2 separate regions of the Homo sapiens genome follow, and region 2 is linked to region 1. Evidence: read pairs that join two places in POLR2A ChIA-PET (ENCODE). Cell type or tissue: OCI-LY7. All regions are shown on one strand. Links, peaks and the distances in the headings refer to the core of each region. The heading gives the core; the rest is flanking DNA.

Evidence for each region. ChIA-PET counts read pairs that join two places held together with the same protein. Peaks named below come from ENCODE experiments on the same cell type or tissue, not always from the same donor. Only the 100,000 strongest peaks of a DNase experiment are listed, where the experiment ranks them.
Region 2: POLR2A ChIA-PET joins it to region 1 with 11 read pairs; 4 of 35 experiments call an interaction of 5 or more read pairs at or near these places.

What each region holds. Positions count from the first base shown.
Region 1 is chr9:71,788,285-71,800,993 of GRCh38, reverse strand. No RefSeq gene overlaps it. Among named protein-coding and RNA genes, the nearest start is that of CEMIP2, 26 kb to the right of the region's middle. RefSeq lists enhancers at 5,502-5,591, 6,128-6,676, 6,677-7,226. In OCI-LY7, for the core only: no CTCF peak of the experiment used is centred there; DNase peaks (open chromatin) are centred at 3,913 and 5,413; H3K4me3 peaks cover 1,537 bases; H3K27ac peaks cover 2,064 bases.
Region 2 is chr9:71,884,995-71,897,703 of GRCh38, reverse strand. The region is part of intron 1 of ABHD17B (abhydrolase domain containing 17B, depalmitoylase); the gene reads left to right. Among named protein-coding and RNA genes, the nearest start is that of ABHD17B, 20 kb to the left of the region's middle. In OCI-LY7, for the core only: no CTCF peak of the experiment used is centred there; a DNase peak (open chromatin) is centred at 5,713; H3K4me3 peaks cover 3,242 bases; H3K27ac peaks cover 6,095 bases.

The DNA of each region.
Region 1 (12,709 bases), core at 1,878-9,877:
GCGTGAATCCGGGAGGCGGAGCTTGCAGTGAGCCGAGATCGCGCCACTGGACTCCAGTTTGGGCGACAGAGCAAGACTCCGCCTCAAAAAAAAAAAAAAAAATCAGCTTGAAAAATATTTAGCAACCTTACCCATACTTGCTGATGATATCTTTTATAGAGTTAAGCCTCAGTATCTTATAGATTGTACCATTATTCCAATAGATATTTTCAAACTGTCATCAAATGTTACAGCTTGGTTCTTTCTGTTTAGGTAAGGTCTGAATGGATTTGTACTAATTTCAACCTGTATTTTATTTTTAAAAAATGGCCAGGCATGAGTTATTGTAAGCATTTGGTAAACTTTTAATTTTACAGTTTTAATTTTGTTTTTTCTTTTTTTTAGAGAGGCGATCTTGCAGCCAGGTGCAGTGGCACATGCCTGTAGTTGTAGTTACTCAGGAGGCTGAGGCAGGAGGATTGCTTGAGCCCAGGAGTTCGAGGCTGCAGTGAGCTGTGACTGTGCCACTGAACTCCAGCCTGGGTGACAGAGCGAGCCCTGTCTCTTAAAAAAAAAAAAAAAAAGAGAGAGAGAGAGATGGTCTTTAATTTTGTTTTCTACTAAGAAATTTTTGGGAGAAGGTAAACAGGTTTAAAAGACATTTTGTTCAATGCAGTGCTTTTCCAAAGCTCTTATTCGGGGTGCTCATTAGGTTGGTGGTTTGTTGGGAAGTGTCACCTTCTAATTCAGCTCATTAACCTTATTCTGGGAGACAGGCAGCAACTTCTCTGAAAAGGTTGCATGGAGCCTCACTCTAAGGCAGTCATTTGGATAGTACCAAAATACCTTTATGATGTGTGACAGTTCATAAACAGTTTCCAAGTTTGTTAATTCATTTGATTATCATAACAACTACTAAGCAGTGAGAACAGACACTATTGTCCTGTTGTATAAGGTTCTAGAGGTAAACAAACATCCAAGAACACAGAGCTATTAAGTGGTGGAGGGAAGCTTTGAAAGCTAAATTTTTGTGATTCCAAATCTCAAGTTCTTTTTACAACTTTATAGTAAAATCTTTTAGATTCTTGTGTGTGTGTGTGTGTGTGTGTGTGTGTGTGTGTGTTGTGTGTTTAGATGAGGTCTAACTCTGTATCTCTGTTTGCCAGGCTGGAGTGCAATGGCATGATCAAAGTTCACTGTAGCTTCAACCTCCTGGGCTCAAGTGCTCCTCCCACCTCAACCTCCCAAGTACTGGGAGTACAGGTGTGCACCACCACACTGGCAATTTTTTTCTAGTTTTTATAGAGATGGGGCTTCACTATGTCACCCAGGTTGGACCTGAATTCCTGGCCTCCAGTGATTCTCCCGGCTTGGCCTCCCAAAGTGCTGGAAGCACAGGTGTGAGTCACCGTGCTCAGCCTTTAGATCCTTACATAAGCATATGCTTAACTGCTACCAAATAGCAGTCTTTAACCCTCACCAAATCGTATTACTTGGCATAAATGGTGGCATCCCTGGGTTACAAGGATGTATAGGGAAGACAGAGGCCAGACTAAAGTCATGATGCTTAGTGGCATCTTAGCAACTAGGTATGTGCTGTCACAGTTTTACCTCAAAGGAATAAACTTTAGTAAAGTTTAAATAGATTAGGACCATCTGTTGTACAGTTTCTTCCCATTATCCCATCACCATAGCAACCCACATACCAAATAAGCAAAATTGATTGGGAAAGATTACAAGAAAGTGTCAGTAAAGGTGGCCTCCATTCCTAGTTCCAAAGTTATCTCAGGGTTTCAGCTGGTGCTCTATCTTCCTGTTGCCTGGAACCTTGTGACTTTTAGCTCACATTTAGTCCCTGATGGACCCCTATACTCTCAACATTTGGCACCAAAGGGTTCTCCTGGGTTTTTGCATGACTTTCCCAATACCCAGTCTTCATAGATAAGAACAGTACCAACATTACATAAATGCTTCAGGTCAAAAAAGAAGAAAATAAAATAATTTCTTTTTTGTTGTTGTTGAGATGGGGTCTTGCTATGTTGCCCAGGTTGGCCTCAAACTCCTAAGGCTCAAGCAATTCACCACCTTGGCCTTCCAAAGTGTTGGGATTACAGGTGTGCGATGCCATGCCTGGCCAAAGGAATTTCTGTTCTAATAGATTGTACAGACTTTTCAAAATGGATTATCAATGATCACCGAGTGGCCTTTATGATAATAAAGAAAAATAAATAAAAAAATGTTAAGCATTTATTAAGTATCAGGCAGTATGCTAAGGGCTTTGCATGCATTGTATAATTAATTCTTTCAGCTACTTCAAGAGATGAATATTATTATCATTCTCATTTTACAGATGAAGAAACTGAAGCCAGAAAGTTTAAGTAGCTGGTCCAAGCTCACTTCACTTATAAATTATGGGGCTGAAATTTTCACCTAAGCTTAGAGAGGCATATTGATCATAAAAGCACGGTTTGGGGAGAAAAACGGAAGGGCATATGGGCCAAGAGGTGGTTGAAATAACCACTGACTTCATTCCTTAAGGCTAAATATGCTTTTATTTATACAAAGCTTCTAAGGTTTGAAAATAAACAAGAGAGACTGAAATAATAAGTGAGGTGATCAATATGTTAATCGACTTGATTTATTTATTTCATTGTATACATATATCAAAATATCACACATTATACCCCATAAATAAATTTATTATTTGCCAATTAAAACATTTAAAAGGCTGGGCACAGTGGCTCATGCCTATAGTCCCGGCACTCTGGGAGGCCAAGGAGGGAAGATTGCTTGAGTCCAGTTAAGGACAGCTGGACAGCTTGGGCAACATAGTGAGACCTCATCTCTACAAAAATAAATAAAACTCTTTGGGCATGGTGGCACATACCTGTACTCTCAGCTACTCAGGAGGCTGAGGTGGGAGGATCATTTGAGCCCGGGAGGTTGAGGCTGCAGTGAGCCGTTGATTGTACCACTGCATTCCACCCTGGGTGACAAAGCAAGACCCTGTCTCAACAACAACAATGGCAACAATAACAGCAACAACACAATTTGAAAAGAGAAAACAAGTGAGACTAAGATGAACCATAAACAGGCGTTAGTTTTATTAGTATTGGGTAGCTGACCAAAGTATTTGCTGTGCTGATACATAAATAATGCCCTATGAGAGGATTCTTTTCTGCTGTGCAAATCAAATTCAAGAAACGTGCCAGAAGAAACAGCACAGTGTAGACTGAGTTGCACAGTAGTTCCTTCGCAATGCTGAAGTGGGTAGAGTAGACCAATTTATTGATTTATTTTTAGACAACATGTTTATCTTTTTGTATTTGTGCTTTAATACAGTTAAGAGAGCCAATAAATAGTTGTCATGGGTAGCCTGGTTTTAGGTCTAAAAGTCTCACAGATACACATATCTTATCTCTTGATTCATTTTGACCTGATAGCCATGTCAGGGATTTTTTCCCATGTGAAGCTACTGAAGTGAAAATAGCTGTATATCCTGTAGACACTTGGAGGGCTGTGATTCAGGGGAAGAATCTTCCCATTTCCTCCTATGAAGAGATGGAAAGAGGAAGGCTTGCATCTCATACAGAAGCTTTGATGGATTACTCATCTCGTGCTTTCCTTGGTGTCTGTCCTTGGGACATTTTTTCACATCAGGTCAAAGTCAAAACCAACAATCACACAAAGAAACTAACAGAGACAACTACATAGATGAACATCCTTACTTTTCCTTTATAAATCTTTTAGAAATGAAAAATACTGAGATTATAAACCACCATCCCCAGTAAAAATTCTCAGCACTGAGGCCCTAATGGGCTTCCCTTTGATGCAGGGCAGGTAAGCCCCAAAGCTGGGGCTTAGCCAGCGAGAGTTCTTGCCTTGCCTTTGCCCAGGAAAGAATTCAAGAGCCAGCTGGTCATGTTAGAAAGCACCTTTTTTTTTTTTTTTTTTTGAGACAGAGTCTCAAAGGCTTGGGTGCAGTGGCATGGTCACAGCTCACTACAGCCTCAACCTCCCAGGCTCAAGTGATCCTCCTACCTCAGCCTCCTGAGTAGCTGGGACCACAGGTGCATGCCACCATGGCTGGCTAATTTTTGTATTTTTAGTTGGGACAGTATTTTGCCATGTTGCCCAGGCTGGTCTCAAACTCCTGGGCTCAAGTGATCCGCCCACGTCAACCTCTCAAATTGCTGGGATTACAGGCATGAGCCACTGCGCCTGGCCTAGACAGCAACTTTTATTGAAGCAGCAGTGTACAGCAGCAGCAGAGGTACTGGTTCTGTGGAGAAGGCCACCCCACAGGCAGTGTGCCCAGAGTGGCAGCTCAGAGGCAGTTCTGCAGTCATAGTTATACCCACTTTAAATTACATGCAAATCAAGGGGTGGATTATGCAGAAATTTCTAGAAAAAGAGTGGTAACTTCTGAGTCATTGGGTCATTGCCATGGAAAGGGGCAGAAATCTCTGGGTGTTGCCATGGCAATGGTAAACTGACATGGCACTCTTGTGGGCATGTCTTACAGAGAGGTATTTTTATCTCTTCCCTGTTTTAGCTAGTCCTCAATCTGGTCCAGTTTCTGAGCATCACCTCCAGAGTCCCACCTCCTATCTCACCTTGTAGACAACATTTCACATGTGTTGTCACAACTCATTGCTGGAGGAATCAAGCATGTCCTTTGGGACTCTACTGGGAGGGGACTGTACTGGGAGGGGACCGTACTGGGAGATGGCTCTTGGAAGCTTGTGCTTGGTTACTTCTGGACCTCGCCCATGTGCCTTTTCCCTTTGCTAATTTTTCTTTGCATCTATTTACTGTAATAAATTTTAGCCATGAATGTCATTATATTTAGATTTCTAGCAAATCACTAACCTGGGAGTGGTCCTGTAGATCCCTGACACAGCCTCCTTTACTAGATTTTTCTAAGTATTAAGTGTGATTATATTGGCATTATATTATAATAATAAGTAATTAATAATAAACACTAATAAATGAAAGATAGCAAAATTACCTTATGATAACATGGAAAACTTGAGTCATATGCTAAAGGACATGAGATGGAAAAAGAGCATTAGCCAAGCCTGAAATTTTCTGCACATTTTCCAAAGTGGATTTTTAAAAAATAACCGCAAATAAGTGCAGAGCTTTTTTTTACACTAGAACAATTAGGATGCCTTATTATTGTCTGAACTCTTCTGCTTGCTTGAGTCAATGAAAACTTTACACATATTGGCTAGATATATTCTCAGATATCTTCTGCATGTAAGCAAAGGGGAGAAATATTGTGCCGTTCTGAGCCTTTGAGAAAATTTGCCTTACCCACTTCCTGTGTTTAAAGAAAGGCAATGTATTAATATCTGGCAAGAGCACATTTGAGATCGAGACAAGAAGACAACAGGATGTACTTTCTTCTTGTCAAGATAGAACTTCATGCCTGGCTAATCAACTAGAAAGTCTGATTTTTGCATGCCTCAGGAAAAAGCAATCATAGGTGGTTTTGAGAGGAGGGTTCTCTAGTGTTTCCTTCCCTCAGAGCCGAGATCTTACATGTAAATTGATGCACTTCTTCCTGGGGCATCCAGCTTTCAACCACCTTCACATTATGTTTAGCAAAAATAGATGAAAATTTGTAGCCATGTGCATATTTTGATTACTGCTCCCGCTCATATACTCAGTGACATGAAAGACTGCCAAGCTTACATAGGACCTAGCGCAAGAAAAGGCTCCGCAGCAGGTCTGGGCCCTGTCGCTTGGGCCATATGATCCTGCAGATACACTTGCATTGGAGGTATCAGTTATGAGAAAAGATGCTATGTGTTCAGTGTGCAGATAGGTAGATTAAAAAGAGAGAAAGATGCTATATGGGTTTTGTGGCAAGTGCCAGTGGAAGAATCACAACTCAAGGCCTTGGGAATCTGGAGCAAGGCTATGCCATCTCTGGTGGAGAATCACATGCCTTTGGAAAAACTACTCCTACCATGCTACAAGGCTCTGGTAGAGACAGAAAGCCTGCCAATGGTTGCCAAGTGACCAGGCAGTGAAACTTCTCATTGTGATCTGGGGCAAATCAACCAAGTTATAAGATAAGGGGACACCAGCAGGAATTCATCCTAAAATGAAGGTGCTGCCGGACTGAAGAGAAGCAGGACCAGAGGGCAGAAGTAAGCTGCATGAGCAGCAGCGCAGACTGCCAATGTACCTACCACTGTTTTCCCATTGCTGCGCCCTCATAGCTGAATGGGGGATTCTTCATTGCAAGTTGAAAAAAGAGAAATTTGAGCTTGCTTTGTAGATTGCTCTGCCCTATGTATGAGTGCAAGCTGGAAGTGGATGGTAGCTTCTCCACAGTCTGCTCAAAGGTGGTCTTGAGAGACAGTGGCAGGGGAAAATCCTCCCAATAGGCAGTGCTTTGAGGAGGGCACTTGGCTAACCACTTTGTGTGGAAAGAGAAGTAGCTTGAGGTTAGGATATATACAAACTCATGAGCAATGGCAAATGGTCTGGTCAGCTGATTTGGGACTTGGAGGGAAAAAGATTGGAGGTCTAGGGGAGAGGGATGTGGATAGACATACGGGAATGAGCATAAAGTGCATAAAATGTGAACATCCACCAGAGAGCACCCTCAAAAGAGTCACTAAAAACCAAGTAGCCAAAATGTCCTAGCCAGTTGACTGACAGACATCTCTGTCATTGGCCACCCCAGTGTTGGCATGATAGACACACGAATCAAGTGACCGTGGTAGCAGAGATTGAGGTCACTCATGGAACAAGCATTGTGGATTCCCATTTACCAAGACTGCCACTACAAAACGTGCAGCTGCCAGCAACAGAGACTAGGGAAGAAGTTGACTACATTGGGCCCCTTTCATTCTGGAAGGGCCAGCAGTTCATTCTCAAGAATAGAAACATTTTCTGTGTCTGGATTTGCCTTTTCCTGAATTCTGGGCCTCAGGCAGAGCCGCTGTGGTCTGTATCTCAGGACAGGGCTCCCAGGCCAATGCATTCTTCCTTGTTCACTGCATTCTTTCCTGGCCAATGCATTCTTCCCAGGCCAGTGCATTCTTCCCAGTTCAGTGCATTCTTCCCAGGCCAGTGCATTCTTCCCAGTTCACTGCATTCTTCCCTGGCCAGTGCATTCTTCACTGTCAGACCCTGACATAGCTGGTAGTTAGAGACTATCTATTGACTGCAAGCCTTAAAAGGCAATCTGGGCAGTGGCACCACTGTCTACTATCCAGAATCAGCTTTTTTCTTGTGTTTTCTCTCCCATTTCCCTCCAGTACTCAGGTTCCCACTGTCTCTCCCATTCCTTTTTCTCTTTCCTGAAAAATCTTAGCCTGCCCTCCGGCCAACCATCTCCAGAGCTAAGTGCAAGAGAGTAATGGGAGAAATATTTTTGTCCCCATCTTCTTTCCTTTAGTGATTGCCAGGTCTGAGCTGGGTTAAGATTTAACAGGAGCTGAGTCAGGCTTCAGTAATCATTCTTTCTGTTTGCATAGCCCTTTGCAGTTCTCAAAGTTCTTTCAAATACAGTTTTGAATTTTACTTCTCATAACTTCTCTGTGAAAAGTTTAGCATTATTTTTCATCTTATGAAGAATCTGAGGTCCAGAGAGGTTAAATGACTTACCCAATCTATACAGGTTTTTGTTGTCAGACCAGGTCTTCTGAATCCAAGTCCAGGGCTTTGTTGGCTATATCTTAGCTACTATCCCTACCTTGCAGTGGGAAGATTGAGGAAAAGACAAGAAATTACTTGCACAAAAAAGATAAGAGCTAGGCTGGTGTGGTGGCTCACGCCTATAATCTCAGCACTTTGGGAGGCCGAGACGGGTGGGTCACCTGAGGTCAGGAGTTCGAGACCAGCCTGACCAACATGGTGAAACCCCATCTCTACTAAAAATACAAAAATTAGCTGGGCGTGGTGGTGGGCGCCTGTAATCCCAGCTACTTGGGAGGCTGAGGCAGGAGAATCACTTGAACCCAGGAGGCAGAGGTTGCAGTGAGCCAAGATTGCGCCATTGTACTCCAGCCTGGGTGACAAGAGCAAAACTCTGTCTCAAAAAAAAAAAAAAAAAGCTAATGTTGAGTGGGGTGATTGCTGACTGGTTTCCAGGACCTACCAGCTGGATGTTCGTAACATACTGAATGGAAAGAACTGGACTAAAGAACGCGGTTTTATCCAAATAATTTTTGTATCTATGTCCTTTTCCTAGAGCCACCAAAAATCACTGGTTACTATCTGGAAATGGAAAATAAGCATTCTTTCCTGTCCCTCAGCCTTCACTGTCCTCCTCTGACGGTCTTCTCTTCACATAGCACCAGAGTGACTCTTCATAAAACATAAGTCAGATCATGATACTCCCTTGCTGAAAGCCTTCTGATGGCTTCCCACAACTCCTAAAAGACAACTTTTTTTCTTTTTCTCTTTTCTTTTTTTTTGTCCCACATGGATCTACCTTTATTTCTTGTGACAAAATATAACATTTATGCTTTTTTTTTTTTTTTTTGAGACAGAGTCTCACTCTGTCTACCAGGTTGGAGTGCAGCATCGCGATTTTGGCTCAATGCAACCTCCACCTCCCAAGTTCAAGCGATTCTCCTGCCTCAACCTCTGGAGTAGCTGGGACTACAGGTGCCTGCCACCACTCCTGGCTAATTTTTGTATTTTTAGTAGAGAGGGGGTTTCGCCATATGGCCAGTCTGGTCTTGAACTCCCAACGTTAAGTGATCCACCCACCTCAGCCTCCCAAAGTGCTGGAATTACAGGCGTGAGTCACCACACATGGCTGAAGACAATTTTAAGCCCTTCCTGTGGCCTGCAAACCTTTACATGGTTTGACCCCAGGATACCTCCCAGCTATCTCCCTACTCCGTTGCTCACCTACCTCCAACCACAGCAGACTCCTAGCTGTTTCTCAAACACATGGGATACATTCCTTTTCCAGAGCATTTGCAATTCCTTTTTTTTTTTCTTTTCCTGGAAAATCCTTTCCCCAGATGCTTGCACCGCTCATTCCTTCACTCCATTCTGGCATCTGTTCAAATGTCTTTCTCAGTGAGGCATTCCCTCACTGCTCCCTGTCACGCAGCCTCCTGGTTGCTCTCTTTCTCTTTACCCTGTTGTATTTTTCTTTTGGGCACTTATTACACTATGACATTATGTAACGTAATTATTTGTTTATTGTCTTCCTCCCCCTACCTCAACAATAAAGTGAGCTCCACATGGCAGACACTGTGTCTATTTTGTTCTTTGTTATGTCTTCAGCTCCTGGAATGGGGCCTGGCACACAGTGAGATTTCAATATAGACTTGTTGAATAAATGAATACATCTTTAGTTTTATTTCTTCCATTTCTTTGTGAGGAATCATGGACTCTTGTCCTTAATTCAACTCTTGGGATTGTGGTGAATTATTTATTCTGAAAGGTATTGTTATAACTCAAAGTATTTACCAAAAAAAATATTAACTTCCAGCCTCTTCCTTCTAATTGGAAGTATCCAGTTACTTCAGCTCCATTCAAGGTAGTCGGGATCCTCTGTGTCAAAGAGGAATACATGGGCTTGACCTCCAAAACATCCATGGCCAGTTCTGCCTGTCATTACCAGCTCCGGTCATCTCTTACTGCAACTTATCTTAGGAGTCCTTAACATAGAGTTCATGAACCTCAATGAAATCAAAGGACGGACTCTGGGGTCTCATGAGTCTTCTGAATATGCCAGAATATAGTGCTCATTTTTTCTAGAGGGATGGGCCCTAGCTTTCTTCAGATTTTAAAGAGGCCCCGTGCCTTCTATAGAGGCTAAGAACTCCTCAAATAGTTGTAATTGTCACCATTTACCACACCTCCATCCATTCTTTGAAGCCACAAAGCTGGGTGAGAGCATTTTATGATAGAAGAGTATTGACTTGCCGGGCACGGTGGCTCATATCTGTAATCCCAGCACTTTGGGAAGCTGAGGTGGGTGGATCACCTAAGGTCAGGAGTTCCAGACCAGCCTGGCCAACATGGTAAAACCCTATCTCTACTAAAAATACAAAAATTAGCCTGGCATGGTGCCTGTAGTCCCAGCTACTTGGAAGACTAAGGCAGGAGAATAGCTTGAACCTGGAATGTGGAGCTTGCAGTGAGCCGAGATAGTGCCACTGTACTCCAGCCTGGGTGACAGAGCTAGACTCCATCTCAAAAAAAAAAAAAAAAAAAAAAAAAAAAAAAAAAAAAAGAAAGAAAGAAAAAAAAAGCATATTGATTGGACAGAGGTTCAGAGGAGCAAAGCCCTAAAGTTCTCCTTTCTTTCTCTAAGAGGGTGTTACAACACAAAGAAATATGATTACTGTCAAAGTTGGCTATGAATACTAAAGGATGAAAACCTAGGGTCATTCTAGCAATCCATCTCTCCTTCCAGCCATCTCTAGTCATTTAGAGAATAATATGTGATGTATGTTCATAAATATTTAAGCATATCTATCCATCCATTCATCCAGTCATCTGTCCATTCATCTCTACATCCATCCATCCATTCCTACATTCCTACATCCATACAAAAAAACTCCCTATTGCAAGTATTTCTCGAATGAATCAGACACATTCTGCTTTCTTTTCAAATTTGAATCCCAGTGGTATAATTCCATTGCCAAGTCCACTGTTGTTCTCTTGTGTTTTATTTATTTATTTATTTATTTATTTATTGAGATAGTCTTACTCTGTCACTCACTGTAACCTCCGCCTCCCAGGTTTAAGTGATTCTCATGCCTCAGCCTGCCGAGTAGCTGGGGTTACAGCCATGTACCACCATGCCTGGCTAATTTTTGTATTTTTTTGTAGAGATGAGGTTTCACCATGTTGGTCAGGCTGGTCTCGAACTCCTGGCCTCGAGTGATCCACCCGCCTTGGCCTCCCAGAGTGCTGGGATTACAGGCGTGAGCCACCTCACCTGACCTTCCATGTTATCATTAATGGAGTTCTGATCTTGGAAATTAAGAATAATGCTTCCACAGTTAGGGAGACCAAGGCAGGTGGATCACTTGAGGCTAGGAGTTTGAGACCAGACTGGGCAACATAGTGGGACCTGGTCTGTACAACTTATGTTTTTTTTAAAAAACATTAGCTGGGCAGGGTGGTGCCCCTGTAGTACCAGCTACCCTCCAGAAGCTGAGGTGGGAGGATCACTTGAGACCGAGAGGTTGTAGTGAGCCACGATCACACCACTGTACTCTGGCCTGGGCAATGAAGTGAGACCTTGTCTTAAAAGTGAAAAGAAGAGAAAAAGAAAAAGAAAAGAATAATGCCTCTAGTAACAATTTCAAAATACTGTCCAACACACTTTGTTTCCTTTTTTGAGACAGGGTCTCCCATGCAATCCAGGCTGGAGTGCAGTGGTATGATCTTGGTTAACTGCAACCTCCTCTTTCCGGGCTCAAGCGATCCTCCCACCTCAGCCTCCTGAGTAGCAGGGACTAAAGGCATATGCCACCACATCTGGCTAATTTTTGTATTTTTTGTAGACATGAGGTTTTGCCATATTGCCTTGGCTGATCTTGAACTCTTGGACTCAAGCAATTTGCCCACCTCTGCCTCCCAAAGGTGGGCATTCCTGCCACCTGCAGGAATTACAGGTGTGAACCACCATGGCCAGCCCCAACACACTTTTGATGGTGGTTAATATTTATCAGTGAGAGTCAAAATAAAAATATTTTTGCTTCTTGAAATGAAAATAACTTTATTTTTCCTGTTTAAGAATTGATGTAAAAATTCACACTTTACTAAGATTTTTTAAAAAGTCAGTTAAAACCAATTCTAGTTTTGCCTAGATGGCATCACTAGTGATATTTTAGTAATTTCTCTCTAGACATTTTTCTGCAGTCACACACACCCATACACATTTACTTTTAGAAAAATGGGATTATATTATACATGCTATTTTAGAATTTGCTTTTCTATTTCATATATGATTAGTAAGTTTCATTTAACATACATTTACATCATTTAATGGCTACAGATAATCTATTGTATTGATAAAATGATTTTCTTTACTTCTCTTTTCTTTTTTTTTTTTTTCTTTGGGACAGAGTCTCGAACTGTCACCTGGGCTGGAGTACAGTGGCATGATCTTGGCTCACTGCAACCTCCATCTCCCAGGTTCAAGCAATTCTCCTGCCTCAGCTTCCCGAGTAGCTGGGACTACAGGCACCTGCCACCACGCCCAGCTAATTTTTTGTATTTTTAGTAGAGATGGGGTTTTACCATGTTGGCCAGGCTGGTCTCAAACTCCTGACCTCGTGATTCACCCTCCTTGGACTCCCAAAGTGTTGGGATTACAGGCGTGAGCTACCGCGCCTGGCCAACAAAATAATTTTTAAAACAACTTTCCATGACGGGATATTGAGATAATTCCCCTTCCCCTATTATTATAAACATTGTTGGGTGAACATCCTAGTGCAAAACATCCATGTTGACTTCTTCAAATATTTCCTTTGGATACAGTCTGTGTCTTGTTCTCATTTTCTATAAAATAAGGAGTTGAATTGGATGATCTCTAAGGTTTCTTCGAGGTACTAATTCAATTCTGGAAGATAAGTTAAATTTGGTTCTCTTGCTTTTGTATATACATACCTTGCACATCCTAGATAAGAAAATATTTATGCTATTCTAAAAATTAAAAATAAACAGTCGGGTGCGGTGGCTCATGCCTGTAATCCCAGCACTTTGGGAGGCTAAGGCAGGTGGATCA
Region 2 (12,709 bases), core at 1,719-9,718, 97 kb before region 1:
AGAGTTAAAGAGTATTACATTTATATTGAGAGTGCATAAATGTTATAATTCCCCCATATCTCTACTAAAAAGGTATTATATATAGTATATGGAAAAGGGATTGATAGTTAAACGAGGAATATAACTTCCTTTGGGAAATAAATTCTTTGCAAGATGGCTTCATTTTAATTTCATTTTTTATATTTTTTGAGACAGGGTCTTCCCCTGTTGCCCAGGCTGGATTGCAGTGGCACGATCATGGCTCACTGTAGCCTCGACTCCTGGGCTCAGGTACTCCTCCCACTTCAGACTCCTGAGTAGCTGGGACCACAGGCGTGTGCCACCACACCCAGCTAATTTTTATTTTTTGTACACACTATGTTGCCCAAGCTGGTCTTGAACTCAGGCTCAAGTGATCCTTCCACCTTGGCCTCCCAAAGTGCTGGGATGAGCCACTGAGCGTGGCCTGCAGAATGACTTTATATCTCGTGTAGGGCAAGGTTACAAGAAGTTTAATGATATGGAGTGGTTGAAACCCTCTAAGCCAACTGTTATTAATTAGTTTTATAGGTTATTCTTGGAGCTGCCACTTCTGTAACTTTTCTTGGTTAATCTTTAGGTAAAAAGGGGACAGATTGATTTATTAGCCATTAGTTGGCACCTAAAATTCTTTCTAGTTATAAATTCATGTGTCTCCAATGAGAGACCTAAACATTTTCTTATTGTTCTGTACTTCCTCTTGGGCACCCACCACTGAACATCTTAACCCTTATTCTAAGAGGTTTTGTATATAATCAGCCCCAGGGCTGCTAGAAGAGAGAAATGACATTTCCTAACCAAATTCAGCTTCTTCAGCTCAGAAAAAAGGATCTTTTTTGTAACAACATGAAAACCTATACAGGGGTTTAATCAATTTTCTCTATGTCCATTTATCCCATTTTCCCTTTTAATTCTGTCATTTGCCTTTGAAAAGGTGAGGAGAGGGACACTCCTATGTCTTGAAGAAGGTATATATATATATGTGTGTGTGTGTGTGTGTGTGTTTTGGTAGAAGATAGAACTGTATATATACATAGACCCCCTGTTTATTTGCTTGACTTTGTAATAACCATCAGAGGACTTTTTAAACAGCATTTCCACTAGGAAAAGCTGAAGCCTTATGCTACAAATTTGGCATCTTTTTTATTCGCAGGCTGAAATTCTAACCCTCCTCCTTCACCAGTATCTCTAAGTTACCAAGAACTCAAGATATTTTTTAGAAGTTTGATATCTTGACCAAGTTCTCTTGAACCCCCACTGGATAGGTGACAGAACTAGGGATATTCCTTAATGCCCGTATGTAGACATATTTTCAGGGCAGGGATAAGAAGTCTGCTACTACATTTGTAGTCTGCAATTTTATGCAATTCTAAAAGATAAAAAAAGAAATTGAAGTCAGGAGTACAATGTAGAAATTCCTATCTACAGCTGAGAATGTTAATCATATAGAAGTGAAGTTGGGGACAGAATGAGCATTCACTGAATCAAGATATGAGTAGATTAAGATTCAGCTTGGTTTATTTTGTAACAAATGTCTTACACAGCACTGGAAATATCCATCTTAACCACAGATGAGATAGGTGCAAAAAGGAAGGGTTCTTTTAGCTTTCTGAATAGAAATTAAGATATTATAGCTGTTCTAGATTGGGTGAGTGGTAAAGCCTGAGAAGCTTAAAATGAAAATGTAATATATCTTAAGAACCTCCAGAGTTTTGAGAAAGTAGTTTTCAAGTCAGTCTGTTATTAAATATTTTGGACCTTTTGTCCCAAAATTTTGCATGTAGTTTCAGGAGTTTTCCATGAACCACAGCTCTAAATAGTCCTGTTGCATTCCAAAGTAATTTTTAGGCTTGACCCCAAGCTGTTGGCACATTAAGTGATTTTGCATGGAATTGATTAAATAGTACCTAGCTCCGAACCATCCAAATAAGGGTTTGTCCAAAGTCAGGTCTGAGAGCAATATACAGTATAATGTTATCCTGAGACATTGACATTTTCTGGTAGAAGATATTAATAAGAAAGTTAACTAAGTATTAGAACATTGACAGATTGGTGTTTCAGAGGCTGAACAGCTTGATGCATTCTTCAAATTGCAGACTTTACAAAGTAAGGTAATGTAGTACTTCTCAACTTTAAAAATCTATACTGGGTCATAGCCTCCTTTTTCCATACTGGTATTCTACAGAAGGCAGAAGAATCTTGAGAGTAAGTTGCAAAGACAGATAATTCAGCCTGAAACACAATTATATACCCTATTTGGCCAGGACATAGTCTTTAGGCAAGTAAGTACTGGTCTAGTCAAATTCCTTAAGAAGTTATAACTTCTTGGCTTCCAGGTCTAAGAACACTTCCTGATGACTGCTGAATATGAAACCTGGCTTTACCATTTACTAACACTGTGGTCTTGCATAAGTTAAACTTATCTATGTTTCTGTTTCCTCATCTGTAAATGGGGTGGGAGGAGGGAGGAAAAAATAATATCTATCTCATAGGATTGTTAAAGCACTTGGAGCAAGACCTAGTAAGTGCTGCATAAGTGTGTTTTGGTAAATTAACACTAGCCTGGCTTTTCTAACCTAGCAAAGTTTTAAACCTGAAAGTTTGGATTTGCCAGTCAATAATAATACTGTTTGATTTGTTTTGACAAAATTCAGCTCAGCCAGCAGTGGCTTTTGAGTGATTTCTGTGTGGCAGCCATTGCTAGGTGTAGGTATACTTGAATTTAAGTATGTGCAGTGGGGAGGGGTATGTTATATGGTTCAAAACTAATAAGGACAAACATGACCTTATAGTTAGTAAATGATTTATGAAATGGTTCATTTGATTAATTGTACAATCAAAAGAAACTTTTTTTTTTTAGGAGACGTGTTCTTGCTTTGTCACCTAGACTGGTAGTGCCATGGTGTGATCATAGCTTACTGCAGCTTCAAATTTCTGGGCTCAAGTATTCTCCTACCTCAGCCACCCAAGTAGCTGGCATGAGCCACCACACCTGGCTAAAATGAACATTTTTAAGCCCAAGAAGTCTAGTTCCTTTTGAAATAAGACTTTCTGGGCCCTTTGTATACATTTCCATGCTTTTAGAAGGTAGCTTTTAATAATATGTACAGACTGCAATTTAATTTTTTAGTAATAATGCCCCAAGTGCTAAAGATAAAACTTCTAAAAATTTTGGCAGCTGGGTGTCGTGGCGGGGCACCTGTAATTCCAGCTACTTGAGAGGCTGAGGCAGAGCCTACTTGAACCCAGGAGGCAGAGGTTGCAGTGAGCCCAAATGGTGCCACTGCACTCCAGCCTGGGCAACAGACTGAGACACCATCTTTAAAAAATCTAAAAAATTTGAAATTTAATGTATTTATTACCTTAATCCAGTTTTATATGTATACACAAATTGGTTATAGTATCTATTTTGTTACCAACTGATAAATAAGAAATAAGTCAAACATCAGTAGATGAAAGGACAAGCAAAATGTGCATTATATTGTGAAATATATATTTGATCTTCATTCTTGTGTTGTGTCATACAACTCCAACAATCCTTAGAATCTCCAAAGTGAAGTATCCTTTTTTTTTTTTTTTTTTTTTTTTTTTTTTTTTTGAGATAGAGTCTCGCTCTGTCGCCCAGGCTGGAGTGCAGTGGTGCGATCTCAGCTCGCTGCAAGCGCTGTCCTGGGTTCACACCATTCTCTTGCCTCAGCCTCCCGAGTAGCTGGGACTACAGGTGCCCGCCACCACACCCAGCTAATTTTTTTGTATTTTTATTAGAGACAGGGTTTCACCATGTTAGCCAGGATGATCTCCATCTCCTGACCTTGTGATCCACCCGCCTTGGCCTACCAAAGTGCTGGGATTACAGGCGTGAGCCACCGCGCCCGGCCAGTGAAGTATCTTTGTATGCTAACAAGTTGACTGAAAGCCATGCACCTCTAGGTAGCTATTGGATGGATGTTAGTTACCCAGAAACAGGCAGGATTAGAGGGTTGGGATTTACAGTCCTGCCTGTTAATCTCTGGGTAGGAGAGAGGGCGTGAAGGTTAAGTTGATACCAACAGCCAGTGATTTAATCAATCATTGCCTACTTAACAAAGCTTCCATAAAAATCCAAAAGGACTGGATTCAGAAAGCTTCCAGATGGCTGAGCACATGGAGGGTGGCATCCCCTTCCTACATGCCTTGCCCTGTGCATCTCTTCAACTGTATCCTTTGTAATATCCTTTATAATAAACTGGTAAATCTGTCTCCCTGAGTTCTGTGCGTCGCTCTAACACATTAATCAGACTGGAGTAAGAGGTTGTGGGAACCCCAATTTATAGCCAGTTAGTCAGAAGCATAGGTAAAACAACCTGGGGCTTTAGATTGGGATTGGAAGTGGGGAGCCCTCAACCTGTGGGATGTGACACTGTCTCCAGGTAGATAATGTTGGAATTGAACTGGGTGGGAGGACACCCACCTGGTGTCCACTGCAGAAGCGATTGCTTGCATTGGGGGAAATCTCTCATACATCTGGTCACAGAAGTATTCTGGTGATTGTTGTGGTGTGAGTGCAAAGGACAAAATAGTTTGTTTTAGGTACAATGGAATATTTTTCAGCCTTGAAAAGGAAGGGAAATTCTAAGACATGCTACAATGAAATAAGCCTGTCACAAAAGGACAAATATTGTATAATTCCACTTGTATGAGGTACTTAGAATAGTCAAATTCATAGAGACAAAATGGTGGTTGCCAGAGGCTGGCAGGAGAAGAAAATGATGTTATTGTTTAGTGGGTATAGAGTTACAGTTGGGGAAGATGAAAAATAAAATCTGGTGATAATTGCACAATAATGTGGATGTATTTAATGCCATGGAACTGTACACTTAAAATAGTAACTTTTATCTATATTTTACCATAATTTAAAAAACACAACATTATTTCCCTACAGTGACCAAGATACAAAAACCACTCATTTTGGAAAACAGCTGTAGGAAATGACAACCTCCCTTACTCTCTCACCTCTGCACTTCCCCCACCTTATCACCTGCCTTCCCCCCCCCAAATTAATTTGCTAAATGTAAATTTATGTTTATAAATTTTATATTAACTAAATTTTGGTAAATATAGTGTACTTGTTTAGGAGCTTTGTGTTTTTTGTTTGTTTGTTTTTGTTTTTTTTTGAGAGGGAGTCTCACTCTGTCACCCAGGCTGGAGTGCAGTGGCGTGATCTCCTCTCACTGCAAGCTCCACCTCCCGGGTTCATGCCATTCTCCTGCCTCAGCCTCCCAAGTAGCTGGGACTACAGGCGCCCGCCACCACGCCTGGCTAATTTTTTTGTATTTTTAGTAGAGATGAGGTTTCACCGTGTTAGCCAGGATGGTCTCGATCTCCTGACCTCGTGATTCGCCCACCTCGACCTCCCAAAGTGCTGGGATTACAGGTGTGAGTCACTGCGCCTGGCCAGGAGCTTTGTTTTTAGTAGCCGGAACAACTTTGAAAACCTGAAGTTTTTCAAATTATAAATTTCTTCATTCTTTTTATATACTATGGAAGATTGTATCTGAAGCTTATGAGAACATCTTAGTTACAAAGTTTTAGAACTAGAAGAAACCTTATTATCAGTTTATGCTTTTCACTTTGTAGAAAAGGAAAATGAGGTATAAAGAGATTGACTTCCCTAAAGTCACCAGCTTTTTAATAGTAAAACTAGAACTGAAAGCCATGGCTCTTTTGATTCTTAGTGCTCTTTGGACTACACTGTGCTATCGTGCTGTCCAAAGGCTTCGTTGGCATCTCACTAGAAGAATTTACTGGGTAAAATTTTTAATTACATTATTGGACCAAGAGTTAAAGCTGTACTATGTTCTCGAATATTTGTAAAGTATCTTCTGGTCCCATTGAAGAGATAAACAGAACATACTTGTTTGCCCTATAGACAGGGTATGAGTGTGTGTGAGAGAGAGAGTGCGTATGTGTGTGTTTGTGAGAGACAGACTGACACTGACTACTCTATCTCCAAAATCCTCTTTATTCTAGCAGTTACAGGAGTTCCAATTCTGCAGTCAGTCCTATTCAGACTATAGGCCTTCTGGGTCAATAGGCTTACACAAATATAAAGGAAACCCAATTTAGTTCTTTGCTTAGAAATATGAACAGTCAAGAAAGAAGCATTCCAACAGCATGAAACCCAAGATGAACAAGCATTACCTGAAAAACACAAATGAAGAGAACAAAAAGAAAAGCTTTATAGATATAGTGGATAGTCCTAGGATTCCTAAAAAGGAATTCCACATGGAACAGAGAAGATGGAGAGGAAATAGAAGAAAAATTATCTGAGCTAAGTAAAGACTCGGGGCTTTAGATCAAATGGACCCATTAAGTATAAAACAAAATGGACAAACAATAACACACATTTAGATAATAGGCTTATGAAATTTCAGAGCTAAGGATGTAGGGAAATCTCATAAATATTTTTGAGAGATGAGAATCACTTTTAAAAAATCAGATTGGTAGACACTTTTATTACTTGGTACTAGAAAATGTGGACCAATGATTTAAATTTCGAGGAGAATTTTAAGAAACAACCTATAATTCTGAAGCAGACCTAGTTTGCTGTAAGTGTGGAAGTATACATAACAGTGTAGTTTACTTCGCCAGACCTTTGGGTAAGGGGGTGGGGGGTAGTGCTTGGGAGTTGTAGTACAGCAAAATCAAACAAAAAAATCTTACAAAAAGGAGCTTGAGATTCAGAATCAACAGAGGTATGTGATGAAAAGAAGTACTAGGTAGGCAGGCAACTGGGCTGTGAACTAACCCAGAACATAATTATTTCAAATTAAAACAGAAATCACTGGGGTCTAAACATGTCTTTAAGAACAACATGGATTTTGTTGAACAAATTCTAATAAATTGGAATATGTTAAATGTAATAAAAAGGCAAAAACTTCAGAAAATTAAAGCCTCTTCTGAAAGTCCAAATGTGAAGCAAACGAAAATGTGCCTTATTTTTGAACAGTGAGGTGTAATTGAGTATCAAGAATGTAAACACCTTGACACTTGGAATTTAGTGACATAAAATTGCTGTTTATTCTCTGAGTTTTACCATGCCCCTTGGATGGGCAGTGAATGACACTGTAAGTACTTTTTATTATCCAATTAATGAGAATCAACCAATAGATAAAAACTTAATAAATTGCAAATGATATAAAACTTAATGTGAAACTTAATTGTATAGTCAGCAATAATGGTATATGATTACATGGGGGAGCCAGAAGAAACTTCCTAAAGTTGATAGAATAAGAAATACAGGTTCAGCTATAATATCTAAAGTTATAACTAATACAAACTAAAATAAATCAGAATGAGCATAGAAGGTGGGAATTAGGGTAAATCTTCTCAGTCTTTCGTGTGTGTGTGTGTCTGTGTGACAGAGTCCAGCTCTGTCACCCAGGCTGGAATGCTGTGGCACAAACTTGGCTCACTGCAACCTCTGTCTCCTGGGCTCAAGCTATTCTCCTGTCTCAACCTCCCGACTAGCTGGGATTGCAGACATGCACCGTCACTCCCAGCTAATATTTATTTATTTATTTATTTATTTATTTATTTTTATTTTTAGTAGAAACAGGGTCTCACCATGTTGGCCAGGCTGGTCTTGAAACTCCTGACCTCAAGTGATCGACCTGCCTCTGCTTCCTAAAGTGCTGGGATTCCAGGTATGAGCTACCTTGCCCAGCCCGCTCAGTCTTTTATAATGAGGCTACACTGTGATAAGAAATAATGGATTTTTTTAAAAAATGAGTATGGTAGTAAGCACTAGAAGAATTAAAAACAAATGACCCAAAATTGTAATTTCTGAGAACAAGGCTGAGGTTTGGGTTGGGATTAGGGAAGAGACTAAAGAAGTTTTAAGTGTTTTTTTGTTTGTTTGTTTGTTTTGGTCATTTTTTGTTTTTTATCAGTTTTGTACATGTATGTGGTCAGGAAGCCAAATAATTCTACAAATTCCCAGGGGCATTTAGTTATTTTTGAATGATTCTTTTGGTGTTTACTTCCATGTCGCTAGATAACAGTATTATATTACTACTTCTTACATGTTGACATCCCACTTACAGTAGAGAGCATAGCTGTCCCCCACCAGTATCGCACAAATACGCTCCCAGATCCCCCAACTTCCCTGTGTAATTTGCCATATCAGTCTCTTTTAAGATATGTCTTTCAGATTAGTCTGATTCCTCAGAGGAGGTTTTCCCAATATAAACCTCTACTCTTATGAGTTGGAGACAGTATCTAGGGAACTTCATTTTTTGAAGTGGACTTTTAACCAATCCTAATTTTAGCCTGGCGAGGAGACTTTTAAAAAATAGTGTAACATGCGGTTTGATTTTTTTTTTTTTCTTTAGACGGAGTCTCGCACTGTCGTCCAGGCTGGAGTGCAGTGGTGCAATCTCGGCTCACTGCAGCCTGTACCTCCTAGGTTCAAGTGATTCACCTGCCTCAGCCTCCCGAGTAGCTATGATTACAGGCGCCTGCCACCACGCCTGGCTAATTTTTTTGTATTTTTGGTAGAGATGGAGTTTCACTATATTGGCCGGGCTGGTCTCGAACTCCTAACCTTGTGATCCGCCCGCCTCAGCCTCCCAAAGTGCTGTGATTACAGGCGTGAGACACTGCACCTGGCTGGTTTGTTTTTTTTTTTAAACTTTGTCTTGTAATACTTTCATAATAGCAATGTTATTTCTTAAAATATCAAATCCCTATTGTGGAACTTGACTAATATTTATTTGCATACAGTAGTAGTATTATCACCGTTTACGTTTTTGTCTTTTCACTGTAGCTCTAATATGTTTTACAGCAGTTTCAGTTGCCTAAAAAACAAAACCTTTGTTGTTGTTTGGTAAAGTTTTTTTAACTTTATTGAAACACCTTATTTTATTTACTGCTTGGTAAATAAGGGTTGTGTGGGTCCATGCTCATATGCTGTATTGACCTGTAAATGGTTTTATAAACTTTTTGTATAAACTCTTAGAAATAATCTTTTTTGTAACTCTTAGAAATTCAAACTGGGGTACCCATAATATGAACCTCTTTTTAAAAAAAGATTGTATTCATTATTTATAATCAATAATCCTTAAATTTTGTGAGATTTGTGACTACATTGACTAGATAATATTGAGGTACATATGGGTGTTCTATGGTATGAAAAATACTGAGTAGGTACTCACCTGAAAAGTTTCTCAGGGACTTATTTTACTTATAAACTAGGGAATAATGTGCATTGTGGAATGTTTCTGGAACAATGTAATATGACAGCTTTTCTATGAACTTTGAGTTTGAGGATAAGCATGATTTGGATTCTTAGAATAGAAATGCCAAAAGCTGATGATTAGGGAGAGAAAACATGTGTCTGTTCATGTCTAGCTTACGCTCAGCAACAGGTAAAGGTGTGACTTTTAAAAGCCCTGAGCTAATTGTACTTTCCAGTCACCAAAAGTTTTATAGGAATATGTGATACTAGCATATGCAAAAACCAACAACCTATTTTACTGCTCCATCAGTAAGACTTTGTTCACTTGTTAGGACATTGCTCTGGTGGATCATCAAGATTGTAAGTGTTTAGGATACTGTTTTGGACTATGTTCAGAAATTCATTAGCTAATAGTCACAAGTGTTTTTTACACTTTCTCATGGTTTACTTGCAACTTCAGCTTACAAGGAACCTCTCAAGAACATGAATCCTTTTGATTCATCAAACCGTGGATTAAAACATATAGATAGCCTAATTGAGTTGCACTGCTCATTTTTAATAAAATGGCTTTTATGTTAGAATTGGGTTAGAAATAAGTCTGTGTCATAAAGATAAAATTTTCCAGAATAGTCTTGTGTAGGCAATCTCACTTAGTTCTGTGTGTTTTATCAATGTTCAACAGAAAGATCTATGAGATTTACGTATATGTACTTTGATGGAAAAGCCAGGAAGGAAGGTGCTCTTTAGCATTTGAAGCTAGTATGAATTTAAAGCATGGAACTGTTTGTTCTGGATTGTCTGGGTTTCAAAGGTTTTCGTTCAGCACTGCCCATTAGGGCTTTCTGTAGTGAAAGAAATATTCATACTATGCTGTGTAACTTGTAGCCACAGTGGCTGGTGGGATTGAAGAAGTGAATATTTAATTTTAGGTAATTTAAATTTAAATAATCATATGTGGAGAGTGAGTGCTTAGCTAGTGCAGTGTCTAGCAGTATCAAGAAACTGAGGGAAAACAAAAGTAATAAAAAGCACTGCATTAAAATAAATAGGACTTCTGACCCAAATTAGTTTGCTTGGCACAGCTTATAGACTCTTTACCCTTAATTTTCATCTTCTACTATAATGTCATCATAGATCTAACATCTTCATTTCTGAACCTTACTAGCTTTTTTTTTACTAGGATAGTAAGTTCACAACTTACACTAGAACTGACACTATTTTGATGTCTCTGGTTGATGCCTCCTATCTTCACCTCAACTTTCTTTTTTCGTCTAACTCCAGTACTTTCCACCAGTGAGAAAGGACTCTTATTTGCACATTGCCCAGTACATTTTTTTTTCCATTTGAGAAACTCCTCTAAATTTTTCTAAACTCAAATTATTAAGGCGTTTGTTCAGTTTACCCCAACAAAACCCACACTTCTAAGGGTGTTTTCAAGTGACCCATTGGCACTGTTACACTCTATATCTAGAATCTTATTGGTATTTAAAAATTGCAACTTTACCTTAAAAGTACCAGACATGATTCTTTTTCAAAGAAGAGGTTTTGCAAAAATTTCTTCTTTTAATTCAAAATATTAAAACATTAATATTTTTAAATTTTTTCTCCGAGTTTAAAAACTCATGTAGCATGCAGTTCATCCAGTTTGTGTCTTCAAGCAGAGCTGACTTTTTCCTGCAAAGTCACCTGAATTTTGAGCCCTTTGATCTCACAGATGAAACTTGTTTCATCTGTGAACCCGTTTCATCCATGAAACCCTGTCTCTACAAAAAGTACGAATAATTAGCCAGACATGGTGGCACACACCTGTGGTCCCAGCTGCTCGGGAGGCTGAGGTAGGAGGATCGCTTGAGCCTGGGAGGCGGAGGGTGCAGTGAGCCGAGATCACGTCACTGCACTCCAGCCGGGGCAACAGAGTGTGACGAGCTTTGGTCCTGCATAAGGCATGCCCAGATAAGATAGAAAATGTTTTAAAACATTGTTACAACTAAGTACCTCCTGTTCAAGTTGTAGTTAGTGAGTTAGTGGATTTTTTTTTTTTTTTTTTGAGACAGGGTCTCCCTATGTTGCCCAGGCTGGTCTTGAACTCCTGGCCTCAAGAGATCCTCCTGACTCGGCCTCCCAAAGTGCTCAGATTACAGGCATGAGCCACTGTGCCTGGCCCAGGAAACTTTGATACTGTGTTTTGGATGCTTCATCTTCTTTCAAGGTGAATATTCAGCTTCTCTGTATGTACTAAACTCTGTAATGTGTATGGCTTTCTAAAAACCATAACACTCAGAGCTTAGAGTTTCACATGTAGCTATACTTTGAATACTACTACAGATTACACAGAATGATATTGCATCCCCAGAGTTATCCATAAATGGAGTAATTCATCTTGAATTTTAGACTATAGTTCTTAACATGAAATCTAATATATCAAAATTTAAATGGTTTATCACATACAGTGTACTGAGCATAGTTGTCAACATATCACACAAAATGAAGAAAGATATAAGCATTCTTTTAAATGTTTTCTCTAAACCTGCTTTTAAAGACTTTTAATGCTAGTTCAGTACAACAAAAATCTTAAACCTTATAATAATTAGTAGTAATATGAGTTGGTCTGCATTACCAAGAAACTATTACAAGGAGATCAAAAGGAGATTTTTTTTCCCCTAGTAAATTGTTATTATGTCAAAAATTGACAGGAGTCATGTCAGTAATTTCTTACGTTAGAAGAGAGGAAGGAGATACAGTAGGTCATTCTATTTAGGGACTTTTTTTTACATTAGTCTTCCTGTTTTGCTGAGAAAGAATCAGTTATTTATCTTTTTTCTTTGTCATTGAGGAGGAAAACGTTACCAGGAGAAGCAGATTCTTAAATTATTATTTCATACAATTTTAGGAAATTGCTCTTGCTGTAAGTGAAGAAATTGTTGAATGCCCTGCCAAAAGGAAAACCTTAATTTTCACAATGGGCCATCTGTTTAACATTGAGGTGACCCCCTTTTTTTTTTTTTTTTGGAGACAGAGTCTTGTTCTGTCACCCAGGCTGGAGTGCAGTGGTGCAATCTCGGCTCACTGTAACCTCTGCTTCCCGGGTTCAAGCCATTCTCCTGCCTCAGACTCCTGAGTAGCTGGGATGACAGGTGTACGCCTCCACGCCTGGCTAATTTTTATATTAATTATTATTATTTTTTTAGTAGAGATGGGGTTTCACCATGTTGGCCAGGCTGGTCTCGAACTCCTGACCTCAAGTGATCCTCCTGCCTTGGCCTCCCAAATTGCTGGGATTACAGTCATGAGCCACCGTTCCCGGCCTGACCTTTCATTTTGTGTATTTATTGCAAGAGGGGCAAGATTCCCTCCTCCCTGGAATAGGGTCCTTCTCTGTGTTTCATAACACATTGAGTGATTTGAGTAACTTGCAAGGCTTTTTCCACCTGCCCCCACTTAGGTTCATAGATTTTTATTTGACTGCTTCTCTTT